Linked DNA regions of Mus musculus: region 2 is linked to region 1. Evidence: chromatin loops called from intact Hi-C (ENCODE). Cell type or tissue: left cerebral cortex. All regions are shown on one strand. Each heading gives the region's core, and the rest is flanking DNA. Links, peaks and the distances in the headings are about the cores only.

Region 1 (9,152 bases), core at 2,596-6,595:
ACTTCCTGTGACACATCAAGTCACTGCAGTACTAGACCACCCAGGTCTTCTATGTACATTGGCTTTTTCTCCTCTTCCTCACTCTCATCCATGTGATTTCTTTTTGTCTTTGCAATGATTTGTGAGGTGGTCCAGACAAGGCTTTCTACCTTACAAAGGCTTACTCTTTTGTTACCCTAAGTGGGCCTTATGTAGTGCTGTGTGTACAGCATTCATTACTCTCTTTCCATCAACAGGGAACCTGGTTGCGTTTCTGGTTCTATATGAAATAAGAGTGTGAACCAGGTCTGCTGAGGTCAGATTTAAATCATGCCTACTCTCTATTATCAGTTATTACTGTTGAAAACCAAATTGCAGAAAATTGGTTGATTTCTATAGAATTCAGGTTCTATATCAAAGTGAAATAGCTAAGATATTTTCCAAAGCAACCAATATATTTTAGAGTTTGGCTTCAGCTATGTCTTTTAGGTAGAATTTCAAGTATGCCTTACACTGCTTAAAAACAAATTTGGACTGATTATGTAATTATGATCGGGAATGTTCTTTTGGGTGGTGAATATTCATTTTGCGCAAAAATAGTAAGAAGCTGGCTTATTTAACTAATGTGCACTTAAAGGACCCTCAGTAAGGAGCAGGCAGCCACATGAGTTTTGAAACTGAAATGGCTTGAATTTATTTGGCTACCTTGGAAACAGAAAATTGTTTTGGAAAATCTGATGCCCAGGTCTTATTCTTGGACAAGGAATGTTCTTATTTACAAAAGCCGAGCGAGCAGGGCAGACTGACACTTAGCACACGCAGCAGCATCCAATTCTTCCTTGGGATGGTGATGCACAGAGGCGAAACCATGAAAACACTGTATTATCCGTCTGTATAGGTCTTACTTTTACAGGTAATATGTGGTACTAAGAGTTAAATAACATGTGTGTTTGGTGCCGTCATTAACTTCACAGTAAAACCAAAAAGTGTTTCTAAGGTTTGTTTTTAATGCTTTAATAACAAAACCACACAGACATGGAAGGAGTTGGAAAAGGCACTTTGGAAATTCAATTTTCTATGTCTTTTATTCAAGGAATTTTTAGGTTATAGCTATTTTGAAACCAAAAATTTTCAACTTAAAAATAGAAGTGAAGAAATAGGAACAGATTGCAGTCTTCAACAAAAAGTAAAAAGAGAGTGGGGTGGGGGTGGGGGATTCCGCAGAGTGGAGGACTGACAGGGAGCACTGGTACTTGGTCCTCCTCTGATGTTCCAGAGTGGAGGACTGCCAGGGAGCACTGGTACTTGGTCCTCCTCTGATGTTCCAGAGTGGAGGACTGCCAGGGAGCACTGGTACTTGGTCCTCCTCTGATGTTCCAGAGTGGAGGACTGCCAGGGAGCACTGATGCTTGGTCCTCCTCAGATCCTCAGGGTGCTGCCAGTGAACAAGCAGTGAAGACATGGGCTGAGAACACAGCTGTGCATGTCCATATTTATTTATTTATAGTTACAAATTTGTGACAAAGATGGTTTGATGAAAGCTGTGGAAAGCATTGCTGAATATTGAACATTACACACAAATTTATGCACATTAACATATACATTTATACACATACAGTTTACACACACAGCTCACATACATGGAGCTTCAGTTAGGGAAGTGCCTTCATGAGATCTAGCTGTAAGGCATTTTCTCAATTAGTGATCAAGGTGGGAGGTCCCCTTGTGGGTAGGAACATCTCTGGGCTGGTAGTCTTGGTTCTATAAGAGAGCAGGCTGAGCAATCCAGGGGAAGCAAGCCAGTAAAGAACATCCCTCCATGGCCTCTGCATCAGCTCCTGCTTCCTGACCTGCTTGAGTTCCACTCCTGACTTCCTTGGTGATGAACAGCAGTATGGAAGTGTAAGCTGAATAAACCCTTTCCTCCCCAACTTGCCTCTTGGTCATGATGTTTGTGCAGGAATAGAAACCCTAAGACACACACACACATGCATACACACACACACTCATACATTCACATACACACACATGCATACACATGTACACTCATACATTAACATGCACACACATGCATATACACATTCACTCATACATTCACATGCACACACATATGCATAAACACACTCACTCATACATTCACATGCACACACACACATGCATATACACATTCACTCATACATTCACATGCACACACATATGCATACACACATTCACTCATACATTCACATGCACACACACATGTATACACATGTACACTCATATATTCACATACACACAATGCATATACACGTTCACACATACATTCACATACACACTCACATGAATACATCCTCTCATTCACATAAGCACACCCCAACACATGCACAGCCACACTCTCACATACTCAAATACTCACACATTCATTCACACATATTCTCTTACGCACAACTCACATGCACAACCACACACACACACACACACACACACACACACACACACACACACTCAGCCCTGATTGTCCATGTCTTAGCCTAACACTCTCCTCCCCTAGGGGTGACCCTTCACAGAAATCCCTGGCTGGGTGAAGTAATTAATTTTGTTGCTCAGGGGTGAAGGCAGTCGTGACCCTCCCGAAGCTGCAAACTCTTAACTGTGGAAATGGTTCAGTATGACTCATGGGGGTTTCCAGAACTCAGACATTTCACCTAGTCAGGGATTTCTGTGACAGGTCTCTCCTCCAGGAGGTGAGTGTTAGGTTAAGATGGGGACAGATAAGGTTGAGAGGGCTGGCTCCTTTCAGTGAGAGGGCCCCTCCCCCACACAGCAGGAATTTCTCTTCCGGTGTCTCTTCACTGTGGGCGGGGCTGAACTGAGTGACACTCCAGAGGGGTGGAGCATGCTGCTGTGAAGCATAGCCTGCAGAGTGGGGGCCATGCCCGGGCGGGCTTGGCCCAGCTAAGCATTCCCTGGCTCTATGACACGCATCCATGCCCGGGCTAGCCCCAGCTAACCACTCCCTGGCCCTGTGACACGCATCCTACAGATGTCCAGGGTTGTTTACCTTGGCCTCCGTAAGTTACACCGTCAAGAAGAGCTGTATTTTCTTGTTCGAATAGAAGCCACTGGCCTCTCCTTGCTATTGATTTTTGTGTTATTTCATTTGTAAACAGCGCTTGCTCTGTGCTATAAAACTAGTCAATGCTAAGCAAATTTTTGAAGGTTGAAAATTCAGCTTCTAGTGAAAATAAATATGAAGGAAAGCATAGGCCAGCTCTTCCATCTTGTGCACATTCCGATTTTTGTTTCTATTTCTCCAGTCTCACACCTATACTGGGCTGGCATCTTTCTGTGCCGGTCAATAGCATCGCACCATCTCTGACTAGGTATTTGTGCAGTGTCTCCAACTATCCAGTTATCACGCTGAGTCAAAGCCCTGTGTCGACAATCACCCACTGCAGTAATGAGGTCAGTTATAGAAGAGATAAAGCAGTAAATCGCAAAACACACACGCACGAGGTCTGCTTTAGCTGCAGATGTGCCTGTATATTAACCTGCCAATATTACTTTGCAGCCTGTCTTACAAAAATCCATCGAAACTCCATCTCCCCACCCTTTCCAGTTGGTTTCTTCAAATGGAGCAATAGCTTGACACCTGCGAAGCAGTTTAAGTGCAGAATGCTTTGAGATGGTAGTAATTAAAATATTCATTCACAGTCCGCTAATCCATACCTAATATTGCATTCTAAAAATTGTCACGGTGACACAGTTCCTGCCAGAAGCAACTTAAGGGAGGAAGGGCTTGGCTTGGCTTGGCTGGTTGCTTGCGGTTGCTGTGCATCACTGTGGGGAAGGCATGACAGAAGTCCACCGCAGTGAGAGCCTGCCAGAGATGTTGCGTACACACGTGGTACCAACCAGCAAGCAGAGCACTGGGGTGGGAGCAGGTGGCTGTAACCCTCCAGGCAACATCCCAGTGACCCAATTCCTCCAGCCAGACCCCCACCTTCTAAAGGTTCCTCAAACAGCACCTTAAGTTGGAAGCTTAAACGCATGATCCTGTGGGGGGACATCTCACAAACCATAAGAAGTACCTAACCTGCCCTGATTTCATTTTTATACCAAAAGAATCTGTTCTTTTCCTGGACTTGCCTAATGACCAGTTAAGCTGTCATTTCCAAAATCTGTCAAACTGGTATGGACTGGTCTGGGAACAAATGCGATGATTGCTAGTGAAAATAAACAAAGCTGTTAGCAGCAGGGGTTTACAGCAAAGACACTTCGAATGTCAGGTCACTGATTTTGTGGAGATACTAGTGTTTCTGTGGTGGTGTGTGCCTATAGCCTCAGCACTCTGGAAGCCAAGACAGAAGGATTGGAAGCCAGCCTTTGGCTACACACAGTGTGACTGTATCTCAGCCCTCCCGGTCAACCTCTCAAAGTGTTTCTACTATAATGTATAATGACTAGTATATGAGTGTTTAATTAGAAAAGAAAAGAAAAGAAAAGAAAAGAAAAGAAAGAAACAAATTTCTGGTTTGGTGATACTGAGGACCCCAGAAAGTCACCGTGCCACTGAGCTACAGTCCCAGCCCCATAAATCTGCTTAAAATATTCATGTGTGAGCATGTTCGCATGTGTGTGGGCACATGTGTGTGTGCACGGATGTGGCATCCCAAGGTTGATACCAGCAGTGTTTCCTGATTACTCTCCACCTTGTTCACTGAGGCAGTGTTTCTGCCTTGAGTCCAGAGCTTGGCAATCCTGCTAGTGTGTGTAGTAAGTGAGCTTGCTCCTGGGATCCTCTGTGCTGAGCAGCTGCCATGCCCACTTGCCATTTCCTGGCATTCTGGGGACTTGAACGTCAATCTTCATGTTTGCTGTGTGGCTGATAGTACTTCCTTTGCTGAGCCATCTCCTTGGCCCACAAGCGCTAATCTTTCATGACATGCTTTAAATTCTCAAAAATACTTTCTGTAATTTCTCCTCAAAATTTTGGCTAACTCTAGTTGTCATCCTTGATTTTTCTTTAAATTAGTATTTTTATTTATTTATTTTTTTTATGTGTGGGTGCTTCATGCCTGGTGCCTGAGAAGGCTAGAAGAGGCCGTTTGCAACCCCTGGAATTGGAGTCACAGGTGATTGTGAGCCACCACATGGGTGCTGGGAATCAGACCAGAGTCTTCAGGAAGAGCACACAGTGCTCCCTGTAACTGCTGAGCCATCTCTTGTGGGGCATTGGGCTATGCACAGACAGCCTGGTTTCCAGTTGAGGCTAGATGTTGAACCCCTGGTGGTGATAAATTCACTCATTCTCTCATGTCTCCTGGAACTCTGGCTCCTGTAGAAGTTACAGCCCCCACAGCTCCCACAGCCCCCATAGCCCCCACAGCCCCCACAGGAGAAGCATGGCTAGCAGTCACATAGACAATGTCCCAAGTTTCTGACCTTCAGGCTTAACTCCTTCCCAGTTACCTAGCAACAGTAAAGATAACAGGATACAATAAGAGGGGCTGCTTGGCCCTACCTCACTCTCTTACTCCTCACTCTCTTGCTCTTAGTGCCCTTACTCTCCTCTCACTTTCTCCTTCTCTCTTTCTTACTCTCTAGCCTTTCTTCTCTCTCTCTCTCTCTTTCCCCCTTCTCCCCTCTTGGCCATGGCCGGTCTCTCTCTTTCCACTTCCTCTCCTTTCCCCCTGCCTTTCTACAATAAAGCTCTAAAACCAAAGACTGTCTCTGTTCATCAAGACCCAATGCGCAGACTCTCACCTGTGTGAGAACCTCTCTCCCTCAGCCCTCTCTCCTGTAACCCTGGGGCTACAGGGTGTCGCTCTGGGCCCCTGGTTAGGGGCTGCCCCTTGTCCACCCCTCGTTGAGTGGGGTCAGTGACTTAGATGCCCACCCAGGGCTGAGTGGAAAATGTCTGGCAGCCCTCCCAGAAAGCGTCAGTCCGCCTGCCCAGAGCATAGGAAGAACTCTGGCCGGACGTGGGCTATTCGCTCTCCCCATTTCTTCCCCTACCCCCTTTAGTTCCCACAATCTCTCTAGACCCTGATTTTTATTTTTATGTGAGCAGAACTGAATCAAGGACTCTCAGATTTCACAGCTTATTTCTGTCTGAGTAAAAGCAGTTATATTTAGCTACTTTAAGGTATTTCTACAAAGCCAAGTTAGTGAATTCTCCTACCCTGCCCCCAAATTAATAAAAACGCCGTTCTCAACTCTGAGAGATGTATCATGCTCTTTTCTCTCTGGCATTTAAACTAATGTAAAAATGTCCCTTGGAACCAGTTCTGTGGGGGATTGCAAGGGACATGTGGTGTCTTCATAAGGCTCCTAGTTAAGCCAACTCCCCTGCATCAGATCATACCAAATAGTACAAAGTGAGAGGCAAGAAGAATATCAGCAAAGCATCTGCCCCACGTAGTTTACTTTGCACATAGCAGAGGCCTGAAAAACTAGGACTCTTAAAAGCAGCTTGTGACTAACACTGGACCAGAAAGGATAAGCCAGCTTTGAACCTAGTACAAGTTAGTGAATTCTCCTACCCTGCCCCCAAATTAATAAACTAATAAAGAAGAGGGAGGGTCCTGGACAGGAGGGGAAGCCCTGGCTCAGTGTGGTATAAGCCAGATGCACTTAGAGAACAGATCACACAGTAGGACTAGTTTTGCCACAGAAATTTCCTTATAGGTTCCTTCAGAGTGTGCCCTAGCTCCTCTGTGTCTTGACTCTCAGTTGTCCTTGGCTGTATTTCTTTTCTTTCTCTATCTAAGAATCCCAAACAGCCCATTGTTTGCCTGTTCCCTCTATTCAGTCTCTAAAGGTGTGGCACTGGGAAGATTCTGTGACCATGTGGCCATCTCAGTAGTAAATGTCTTTTACCCCCTCAGTGCCTGTCAGTCAGGACAGGCTAGGTAATGCTGCAGTAACAAACATTCATGTGGATTTCAAATTTAAGAGGGTTTAAAACAACTAATTTTATTCCTCACTCTTGCTACATATTCAGTGTGGGTTGGAGAAGGCGATGAAGCACACAGTCTCAATTGCTGCTGTCATTCAGAGGCTCGTGTGACCCTGATATCACCATCCATCAGCACGGCCTAGATCAACTTAACCCTCCCTTTTAACTACTGAGCATTTATTATACATAACGTTGTCAGATGCATGGGCGAGTTTCTTAGCATGCCCGCTATCTTATGGATAAACAGTTTTACAAATTTGTTCCCACTGCATCAATGACTGTGTGAGTGCAGGCCAGCCACTGTGCTTTTCCTGCATAGGCCCTTCTGAAGTTTCTAGTAGCTTGGCCTATCTATAGGATCAAGACAACCATGAGTGGGGAGTTAGAACAGAGCCAGCATGGAGGCAGGATGGCGTAGAGAGCAAGTGTGGGGCTAGCCATTTGAGTTCCACCGCTGTCTGCCACCTCCTCCTTGGGACTTGGGTTTGTCACTTTGCCTCTTGCAGGCTCATTTTCTTTGATAATTGTGTGGAGGACATGACACAGTGTGCTCTAGGTTATGTTTAAGGCTCCTTTCAAGACAATCATTCTCTTCAAGCATAACGACTGTGCCTTCTATGCTCTCTAAAAATTGCAGTTTTAAAAAGGATTTTAAGCCGGGCATGGTGGCGCACGCCTTTAATCCCAGCACTGGGGAGGCAGAGGCAGGCGGATTTCTGAGTTCGAGGCCACAAGTTGTTTTCTTAATTTTATTTTATTTTTTGAGATCCTCGTGCATGATCCACCCTCCCTCCCCTCTCCAATCTCTCCAGTGCCCTCTCCTCCCAGACTCATGAGCTCTTCTTTAATTATTATTGTTACTTATGTGTGTGTGTGTGTGTGTGTGTGTGTGTGTGTGTGTGTGTGCACATAAGCCTATATAACCCACCGAGTCTATTTATTTAGCTTTGCTCATGTGCGCATGCGTCTGAGGCTGAGCACTTGTGATTGGACGGTCCGTGTAGGAGTCCCTGGGGAAACTGGGTCGGGCTGTGTCAGAAAGCATCGAGCTGTGGGACCAGGTGGAACTTCCCTCCGTGTTGACCCGCCCACTCGTGTTTTCATTTTGTTAGTCTTGTTCAGGCAACCAAATTGTTGAGAGTTCGTGGTGAAGCTCCCCTGTCATACCTAGAAGACACGTTCTCCCAGCTGCTGACATACTATTAAGAACGCTTACAGTGCGGGTCGTGGTGATGCATGCCTTTAATCCCAGCACTCGGGAGGCAGAGGCAGGCGGATTTCTGAGTTCGAGGCCAGCTTGGTCTACAGAGTGAGTTCCAGGACAGCCAGGGCTACACAGAGAAACCCTGTCTCATAAAACAAAAAACAAACAAACAAACAAAAAACAACGCTTACAGAATCTCCTCAGCTTATATCTGCGCTATTTATTTGCGTAGTCTGTTCCTTCATTATTTCCAGTCTGCCGTGGGGAAAGGGTCTGGGTAAAACCCATAGCCAGCAGCAGCTTCACTTCCAACTTTGGAGAGGCTCATTCTCTTGTCGCAAAAGAATCCCAAGGCCAGATGTTACACAGCAGCAAGCTGATAATAGCAGACCCCCAGAAAGGCCTGCTTCCTTCAGCAATTCCTCATGTTCTGAGAGGGGCACTTAGTGAGAAAGAAATTTTCCTTCCATTTAGGTTCGAGGCTTAAGTGCTTTTGGATCCCGAGGCATCCAGCCAGCTTTGCCTGCCTTCTTTCACACGGTTGGCAGTTTCCCACAGAAAACCTTCACTGGGCTTTTGCTAATGTGTCAGCCACTATGATTTATAGTACATTCGGGAAGAAAAAATGTCCTATAAATATAGAATCATGCAAAGAATATCCTGGAAGCAAAGTCTTATCTCTAATTGTCAGGTAGGATTTCCCGAAGCTTCCAGGACAGTATGAGTACCTAAGGGCCAGAGGGGAATGGTGTGAATGCTATGAAATATGGACATTATAAGATGAGAAATAGTTCACGTGAATAAATGCACATTTAACACCGAGATATGCACACATGTACACATGCACAGTTATGTGTATCTGATGCCATTTTCAGAGGGACGTGACAGCTTTGTCTGTAAACTCATTTACCATGAGTCCTATTTCATGGTAAATGGTATGGGGCTCGGCTGGGAGCCTGTGGGCATTTGGTTCTCTCCCTCGTGCCTGTATGAGCTGTTCTCACAGGCGCCATCTTTGCTCAAGCATCG
Region 2 (9,152 bases), core at 2,036-6,035, 65 kb before region 1:
GGAGCAGGAGAAGGAGCAGGAGGAGGAGCAGGAGCAGGAGCAGGAGCAGCAGGAGCAGCAGCAGCAGGAGCAGCAGGAGCAGGAGCAGGAGCAGGAGCAGGAGCAGGAGCAGGAGCAGGAGGAGGACCAGGAGCAGGAGGAGGAGCAGGAGCAGGAGGAGGAGGAGCAGGACCAGGACCAGGAGCAGGAGCAGGAGCAGGAGCAGGAGCAGGAGCAGGAGCAGGAGGAGGAGCAGGAGCAGGAGCAGGAGCAGGAGCAGGAGCAGGAGCAGGAGCAGGAGAAGCAGGAGCAGGAGCAGGAGCAGGAGCAGGAGCAGGAGCAGGAGGAGGAGCAGAAGGAGGAGCAGGAGCAGGAGCAGGAGCGCAGGAGCAGGAGCAGGAGCAGGAGCAGGAGGAGCAGGAGGAGGAGGAGCAGAAGGAGGAGCAGGAGCAGGAGGCAGGAGCAGGAGCAGGAGCAGGAGCAGGAGGAGCAGGAGGAGGAGGAGCAGGAGCAGGAGCGCAGGAGCAGGAGCAGCAGGAGCAGGAGCAGGAGCAGGAGGAGCAGGAGGAGGAGGAGCAGAAGGAGGAGCAGGAGCAGGAGCAGGAGCGCAGGAGCAGGAGCAGGAGCAGGAGCAGGAGCAGGAGCAGGAGCAGGAGCAGGAGGAGCAGGAGGAGGAGGAGCAGGAGCAGGAGCAGGAGCGCAGGAGCAGGAGCAGGAGCAGCAGGAGCAGGAGCAGGAGCAGCAGGAGCAGGAGCAGGAGGAGCAGGAGGAGGAGCAGGAGCAGGAGCAGGAGCGCAGGAGCAGGAGCAGGAGCAGGAGCAGGAGGAGCAGGAGGAGGAGGAGCAGGAGGAGGAGGAGGAGCAGGAGGAGAAGCAGGAGGAGGAGGAGGAGCAGGAGGAGGAGGAGCAGGAGCAGGAGCAGGAGCAGGAGCAGGAGCAGGAGCAGGAGCAGGAGCAGGAGCAGGAGCAGGAGCAGGAGCAGGAGCAGGAGCAGGAGCAGGAGCAGGAGCAGGAGCAGGAGCAGGAGCATCTGAGCAAGGAGTGCTTGGGTGTTTAAAGCACAGCTCAATTTGGTATTTGTTTTGCATCTAGATAAAGGAACTCTGTGGAATATTAGAGGAACAATTTGTGATTTTTCTTTGGTTTGGATTTCCAAAGATTAACCACAGGAATCTCTACTGGCCAAGCACAGAGCCCGACTTTGATGCGATGCGGGTGAACCCTCAAAGCGCCCGAAAGCCTTTTGTTCCAGTCACCCTTCATTTCTGGGAAGTGGGTGAGCGGTGGCTACCAAGGCTCACCCCAGTCTCTCTTTCCCAGGATAAAGGGGAGTGGAGGTCTGCTACTCACCAGGAGAATAGAAGACCTGTGGGAGCTGCAGCCATCTTTTGATATCGTGGTCAATTGCTCAGGCCTGGGAAGCCGGCGACTTGTAGGTGACCCCATGATTTCCCCGGTAAGGGGCCAGGTGCTCCAGGCACGGGCCCCCTGGGTGAAGCATTTCATCCGAGATGGGGGCGGGCTGACTTATGTTTACCCTGGTATGTCCTATGTAACCCTGGGAGGAACTAGACAGAAAGGAGACTGGAATCGATCCCCAGATGCAGAACTTAGCAGAGAGATTTTTTCTCGATGCTGCACTCTCGAGCCTTCCCTCCACAGAGCCTACGACATAAAAGAGAAAGTGGGGCTGAGACCCAGCAGGCCAGGTGTGCGGCTGCAGAAGGAGATCCTAGTCCGGGGACAACAGACGCTGCCTGTGGTCCACAACTACGGCCACGGGAGTGGGGGCATCTCTGTGCACTGGGGCTCTGCTCTGGAAGCCACCAGGCTGGTGATGGAGTGTATCCATACCCTCAGGACCCCTGCTTCCTTGTCGAAGCTGTAGCTGACACCAAGTAACAGCAGCTAATCCAGGTGATATGGGTCAAAGCACAATTTAAGGTCCGTAACCGGGTCTCGTAACTTTCATACTGCTTGAACGTTGAGTCTGACCTTCTTTGTTTTTACGCAATGAGTATCAGTAGACTTAGAAAGCTTGTCAGTAATGACACAGAACACAAAGCTCGGTTTTTGTCAAAATATGTGCTATTTAAAAATACTTGTTCTATGGGGTAGATTTGGGGAGGATCGAATGCTAACTTATATGAATGATGTAAGCGATAGGGAGTTCGTATTTTTGGCTCAGAAGCACATAAGCACATAAGAGAAGATTAATGTGTGAGAAATATACTTGGCTCCCTGTCAGCCCTAGAGCTGTGCATGATCCTCTCAGGTCATAGAGCCAACAGAGGAAGTTATCATCCCACTAGATGGGACCACACAGTGTGGACCCCCGGTATTTAACCGAGGGTAGGCAGCAGCAGCTTCCTCACGCCAGCTGGTATTCATGGTAGCTGACAGAGGTGGAGTTGCCCTCGAAGGCTGCGCCAGTTTTGGAGCAACTTTGTGTCTGTTTTGTTGTTTCTGGGACCAAACACCTAACAGAAACAACCTAAAGCATTGTTCATAGCTGCAGCCCATAGCGCCAGGGAGGGCCTTGTAGAACAGAGCTGTTCAACTCACATCTGCAAGAAAGCAGTGTGAACAGGTAGCAGGGCAGATGGGGTGACAGTGTCTAAGCGCTCATTCCCAGTTGTCTACTCCCCGTCCCAACTTTCCTCCTATACCTCTACCATCTCCCAACAGTTCATTTAATTCTCAAATCTGTCCATGGATTGAGTCATCGATTAGGTCATCCATATCTAGAAACACCTTCAGCCCCACCCAAAGGGCGGGCTTTACGTCTGTCTTAAGCAATCCCCTATCTTGTCAAGCTGCCAGGAGGGATTTACCATAGCAATCGTGGAGGCTGCATACTTCATTACCACAAATGATCAAGAGCTGCTGACTGCGCAGTGAATGAGCACTGTTGGAGACTGAATCGTCTATGCGACCTAGGAGCTAATTTGCTAATGGAGACGAAACAATCATTTTTTTAAATGACATACGACACAAAGTGTTCATGTCGCAAGTATTGGGGAGAAAGGGAATATGTCTTGTGATAATGTAAGTTTGAGAATTGCTGAGTTGAATAATTTTACCTGGCTCCCTAACTTCAGGCTACTCAGAACCTTTACCGTCCCGGGTTCATTGTAGGTCCTCGGGAGGGTTTTTGGCCTGGGAGAAGATTGTTCACTGAAGTAAGCAATCCTGGAGCAGGGATGTCATTACATTTTGGAGAGAAGTACTTTTTTGTTGTTGTTGTTGAATAATAAAGCCTGTTTTGAACCTCCTAGGAGTCTTACGATTGGCCATAAGTATAGGGACAGGGCTGGAGAGATGGCTCAACAATTAAGATTGCTTGTTGCTCTTCCAGCAGACAAGAGTTTGTTTCCTAGTGCCCATGAAGTGCCTACAACCTCCTGTAACTACAGCTTCAGGGTTTCCAACATACTCTTCTGGCCTTTGTAGGTACACACACACACACACACACACACACACACACACACACACAGAGGAATTAAATAAATCTTTTAAAAACATTATAAAACTTATGGACAAGAAGCTTGTGTTTGCGTTTTTGTTGAGGTTTCGTGTGCGATTTTGTTTGAAGAGAGCACTGAGCTGGGGTTTCATACCAAACAGTGTTTAATGGGCTACAAAAATTCTTGTTAAATCAAGCAGTCTCATTTCTATTAATTTTCACCAGGGGGCGATGTTGTATCAATCTCAAATAAACCAGAGCATCTGAAAATTTAGAAATGACAAGATATAAAATAAAATAAAAATAAAATAAGGAAGTGTGTGTGATCTCTTCTCTTCTCTTCTCTTCTCTTCTCTTCTCTTCTCTTCTCTTCTCTTCTCTTCTCTTCTCTTCTCTTCTCTTCCTCCTCCTCTTCTTCCTCCTCCTCCTCCTTCTCCTCTTCCTTGTTCTCTTCCTTCTTTTTCTTTTTATTGTGGAGACTAGAGTTCCTATGGCCAAAATTAAACTATTCTGAACTCTATTTAAAGTAGACAAGAAATGCCTGTATTTACATCAATTTAGAACATGTGCACTGCATGGGAAATGTAGCATGAAAAACTGGCATCTTAACATGACAAGGTAACCTTTTTAATGGTTACAAATAAAAACAAAGGGTGTCACTTGATACAGCGGGAGTCTTGTCCCTCACGGGGCAAGTCACATTTTTCATACAATGTACTTTCTCATGCTTCCCCCTTTCCTAGGCAACTCAGACTCTCCTCACTTCCCTATCCCCACACCTTTATGGTCTCTCTCAAAAAACCTAAAACACCCACAAGAACTCAAAAATGAAAAAAGTGTAACCCCCTCAAACCCCCAACAAGACAAAAAAATCCAAAAAACCCCAAAAACCTAAAATAAATGGACAAAACCAAAAAGCCCATTTAAAAAAAAAAGTAACCCAAGCAAAACTCGAAGCTACAGAATTCATTGTGTACGCCTGGGCATGCCGTGGAGTGTGGTTGATATGTGGAGTGCCACACCAATGGAGAACACTGACTTCCACTTTGCCATCAGGTGTCGACTGTAAACAGCACCTTGGGTAGGGGTGGGGACCTGGGTCTACAGCCCCTCAGTGCTGGGACACCATGTGGCTCGAACGTGCTTTAAATGTCTCCTCATCCGGTTCTTGCACCATGTGGATGCCCAGCCTCTGCATTTTGCATCTCAAGTCTCCCACACTCCATGACCTCTTCCTGTTTGCCATTCTGGCTCAGTTTCACACCCATTTTATATCTCTAAAGCTCCACACTGTAAGACTGAAAGATCAGAGGCGTCCTGGCTACCTGCCCCGATTTCATTGTCACTAATTGCTGAAGGCTTCCTTGGTATTTCTCAAAGGATATTATTCATGTTGGTCATGAGCTGCCCTTCTGGGCTGCATCTTAAGATCACATAGGGAGTTAAGGGTGGGGGTGGGGGTGGGGGTGGATCCTGTTGCTCAGCCTTGCTCTGTTACAGCAGAATTTCGAAGACAAGGGGTGAAGGAGGAGGAGGTGCAGCGGCATTAGTGTGTGTTTAGAGCTGTCCACAGGGCTCTGACTGAGCCTTTCCCTTAGAGCTACTGCTGCTGCTATAAGCTTACCTTCCCTCCCATTCTCCCTTGCCACCATGTTGCAGAGCTGGGAGAGTGTGCTGGCTTCAGCAGGTTCATCCTTATGCACTCTGGAGAAGGCGGCCTGTGAGAATTAGCTATCTCCTGTAATGGCTCTCTAGAAATGCTGGAAATTACCTCAACAGCTGGAGGTTAGCTGCTGAGAGACAGCGCCTGTCTGAAAGATGAGAGGTAGACTATACACATGGACAACAGCCTGCACACGTAAGACAACAGAGGTCTGAGCCATGACCTGCAGCCTTCTGTCCAGGGAATCATCCCCCAAGATGCAGCACAGGAAACCAGCCTGCTGTGTGTCAGACTTGCATGGCTCCAATCCAGAAACCTAAACAATACTTCTGTAAGGATTGACACAAAATGCTCAGAGCATGATTGATAACCAAGATCTTCCTTAATTTTGTCTTTCCTTCTAAATTTGGATCAACCCAAGGAATCAAAATATGCACCACTATCCAGTGATTGTGGATGTCTGTCTTTGTGGGCCTGCTTGCCGTTTCCCATGTGGAAGGTCTCCAATCAGCACATTACTGATGCCTTCCCCCTCTTCTATTCCAAAGCTTTCTAACTCCTCTGCCTTCTTTGAGTACCTGCCAAATGCAAGGGATTCAGGCCGACTCCCACACAAGCATTAAAGAACTAGCCCTCATTTTTCTTTTGGCTGGTATATTAGTCAGCATTCTTCAAAGAAATAAAGCCAACATACAGCTCTATAGAGATTTATCATAAGGGGGCCATGACAGATCATGTGATCATGGAGGCTGAGCAGATGGCTCTAAGATCTCCATTTTGCAGATGATGGAACTCTCCACCTTCATCCAGGAAAGCAAGTGGTTCAGCTCTAGTCCAGGCCTGAAGCCTGAGAACCAGGGCAGCTCCAGTCTGGGTGTGAAGGTCAGGAGACAGCCCAGTTCCGGCAGAGAAGAGATTCATCCCCCCCACCCCCCCTTCCATCCATTCAGGCCTGCACTGGCTGTCTCATGCCACACTTCAGAACTCAGTCATCATCTCTGGTCAGTAAAATAGCTCAGTGGATAAAAGCATTTGCCACTCAAACCTGACTGTGGGTCAGAGAACCGTGGTACCAGAAGGAGCAGGCCTGGAGCAAGAGTGGAGTCAAAGCCTGTCCAAACCCTGAAAATCTCATCCCGAAACTGACAGGAGTAGGATCTCTCCCACTCCATTCCTGGGCCTACATGTCCTGGCATATGTAGTCCTGTGCCCCCATCTCCACCCCCATCTTTGCCCCACTTAGCCTGGCAAACTTCCTTTTGTCTTATAAGGTCATGTATTCCTCTTTGTGCAAATGAGGCATTTCCAGAACCCTGGCTCTGACCAATGATATACATATGCCTATAGCCCCTACCCACCCCCAAAGGTTTAAATAGCCTTTGCTCCCCCAATCAACGGAAACAGTTCTCTGAAGCTGTTCCCGCATGTGCGTGTTCTTTGCACACTTGCAGTTGATCAAGATACTGCCTGCACGTACCCAGGTCCTTCTGAGCTTCTCTTCCTCCAATTCAGCCTGATGCACCACAGGCTTCGCTACCCTGAGGGGGAGAAGCAGACAGGGGCCAGCACCTGACAACCGAAGTTCATCTTCCAGGACCCACAGCAGAACCCACAGTAGAAGGAGGGAACTAAATCAAAGGCTCATCTCTTCTGGAGACATTCCCATATCCACACCCATGTCCACATTCGACCAGCTATTTGGGTGCTTGTAACCCAGGCAATTAGCACATGAAATAAACCACCCATAACTGGTCTTTATTTCTAAGAAGATTTCACTTTATGTAAGTAGGATTTTTTACTGGAAATTGCTGCTGTCTGAGAATGGGACACCTGTTTTACTTCTCTGTTTCCAATTTTGGAACACCATTTATGATTTTTTTTTTTGGTGCTTTTTAGACACAGAGGACAACTGATTTCTCTCTTAAATCCCTGCTTTCAAGTGTGGGGCCTTTGTGGCTGAGTGTGTGCCTGCTGTGCTGTGACCTGGGGAACACAGCTACTTTGAGACACTGTCATTGTCAGCATGGCGCTTCTGTGGACAAAGGTTATGTTGAGAGTTTGGGATTTTATTCACTTGGAAAGAAAAGATGTTGAACAGAAAGACCACAGCCCAGCTGTGTGTAATGTATAGAAGATAAGCTATTTTAAAATGACACATATTCCTATTACAGAATAGATGCATTCAGATGAGCTCTCTTTCTCTCTCTCTCTCTCCTCTCTCTCTTTCTGCTTCCCCTTCCCTAACTCTTTGCCTCTTTCCCTTTTCTTTCCTTCCTTCCTTCCTTCCTTCCTTCCTTCTCCTTTCCTCTCCCTAACCCTTTTCTCTTCTTTTCCTCCTCCCCCCCCCCCCCCTTTATCAAGACAGGAACTCACTATGTAGTTCTGGTTGTCCTGGATGTTACCATGTAGACCAAGCTGGCCTTGCACTCACAGAGATACTCTGCCTCTGCCCCTGCCCCTGCCCCTGCCCCTGCCCCTGCCTCTGCCTGTCTCTCTGTTTCCTGAGTATGGGGATTAAAGGCGTGCATCACTATACTCAGCCTTTCCTACAGGGTCTGTAGCAGCCCAGGCTGGCCACAAACACCAATTGATATTTAAGCCAATTTTTCTCAGTCAATTAATAGTTTTTAGAAATAATGGAGAACAGTAGCGCCCTGCCTGCTGGGAGTTGTAGTTCTTACAAACCTGCCACAGTCTCTGCTAATGTCAAAGGTTTGAAATGAACACAGCTTTTCTAGTATTTCCTTCCTCAATCTCTCTCATCTTTCTTCTTGAATGTGTGACGGATGGAGATACTTTTGAAGCCTTTTTCCTCAGGATATCACTCACCGGAGAAAAGCGGATTGAGATGTTTAAATGGTATCTTTCTTCTTGAAAAATCTCAGCAGTTTGCTGCCAGACCTGGGGGTTTTATTATCCTAAGTGACTTTGCTGTCTATAAATCACAGCCCTAAGTAGCCAAGGGAACACGTTAACCAGATCCCTTAAAAATATAACAGAGGCTTTCTCAATTGTTAGTGGAGCAATTGACTTCCTCAGCTCAGGGCACCTGATGACCTGGCCCGGAGCCAGCTGCTCACAGCCTTCACCCTGGAACTGAACTTACCTTGGCTTATATTGTATGGCATCAACCCACTCCCAGTTTTGTGATGGGCCTTAGTATTTCTCTTCACTCAGACCCAGGTTATCTGGCATCATGTACATCTTCTGAGTGCTTAGCTGGCTCTGCCCAGGCCCCTTTCTGGATCCCTGCAGGGATCAGCTCAGCCATCTCACCCATGTCCTGGGCTTTTTTGTGAGAACAAGAACATTAGATATAGGTTCAGTTGCAAGGAATAGAAAGTCCCCAAATATTTGCATAAATTAGCATGAAGGAAGCCAGGAAGTGGGCTGGTTAGGGCTGTAATCACCAGTGGCCCAAGCACCTTGGATATGGTCCTGTGCTCATGAAAGGAGAGACTCCAGCTAGCGCATCATTTTGTCTTCCCTCAAGGAAACGCTCCAGAAGACTCACGTGGCATTCTGCTTTCATGTTTCTGTGTGAGATTTAGTCCCAGGACTCCACAGAGATTCGAAAGATGGTGGGAATCTAGTCTGCCAAATTGGTGGCAAGAAAAGGCCAAGTTCTTAGATCTGTTTAAAGTATTAAACTATTCATAGAGTTTCACCAGCTAGAGTAAGAACTTGTTCTAAGTGGGCTGGAGAGATGGCTCAGCAGCTAAGATTGCTGCTCTTCTGGAGGCTCAGGGTTAGATTCACAGCACCCTCAAGTTGCTCACTACCATCTGCAACTCCAGTTACAGGGAATCTAACATCCTCCTCTGGCCTGTTGGGCACCAGGCTCATAGGTGGTGCACAGACATACATGCAGGCAAAACACCCATACACATAAAATAAAAATTAAAATGTTTACTAAGGGATTTTGTAATGGTTTCCAAGTGACTACAAGTTCTAGAAACATGTAGACCATAGCTGACAACCAGATGATTCAGATTTATGTGGGGGAAGACAGGCAAGGCAGAAGAAACCACGGTGGCAGAGAGGG

The links. Peaks named below come from ENCODE experiments on the same cell type or tissue, not always from the same donor. Only the 100,000 strongest peaks of a DNase experiment are listed, where the experiment ranks them.
Region 2: it touches region 1 in a loop (2.7-fold over the local background); 3 of 42 quality-filtered maps call a loop at or near these places.

What each region holds. Positions count from the first base shown.
Region 1 is chr10:40,710,627-40,719,778 of GRCm38, forward strand. All of the region lies in intron 1 of Mettl24 (methyltransferase like 24), which reads left to right. Among named protein-coding and RNA genes, the nearest start is that of Mettl24, 32 kb to the left of the region's middle. In left cerebral cortex, for the core only: no CTCF peak of the experiment used is centred there; DNase peaks (open chromatin) are centred at 4,752 and 6,304; H3K27ac peaks cover 1,406 bases.
Region 2 is chr10:40,646,176-40,655,327 of GRCm38, forward strand. It overlaps Ddo (D-aspartate oxidase), which reads left to right. Exons shown (of 5, transcript NM_027442.5): 5 at 1,299-3,756. The coding sequence ends at 1,866. Among named protein-coding and RNA genes, the nearest start is that of Ddo, 21 kb to the left of the region's middle. In left cerebral cortex, for the core only: a CTCF peak has its summit at 3,668 (motif pointing right); DNase peaks (open chromatin) are centred at 2,211, 3,608, 4,626 and 5,701; H3K27ac peaks cover 1,508 bases.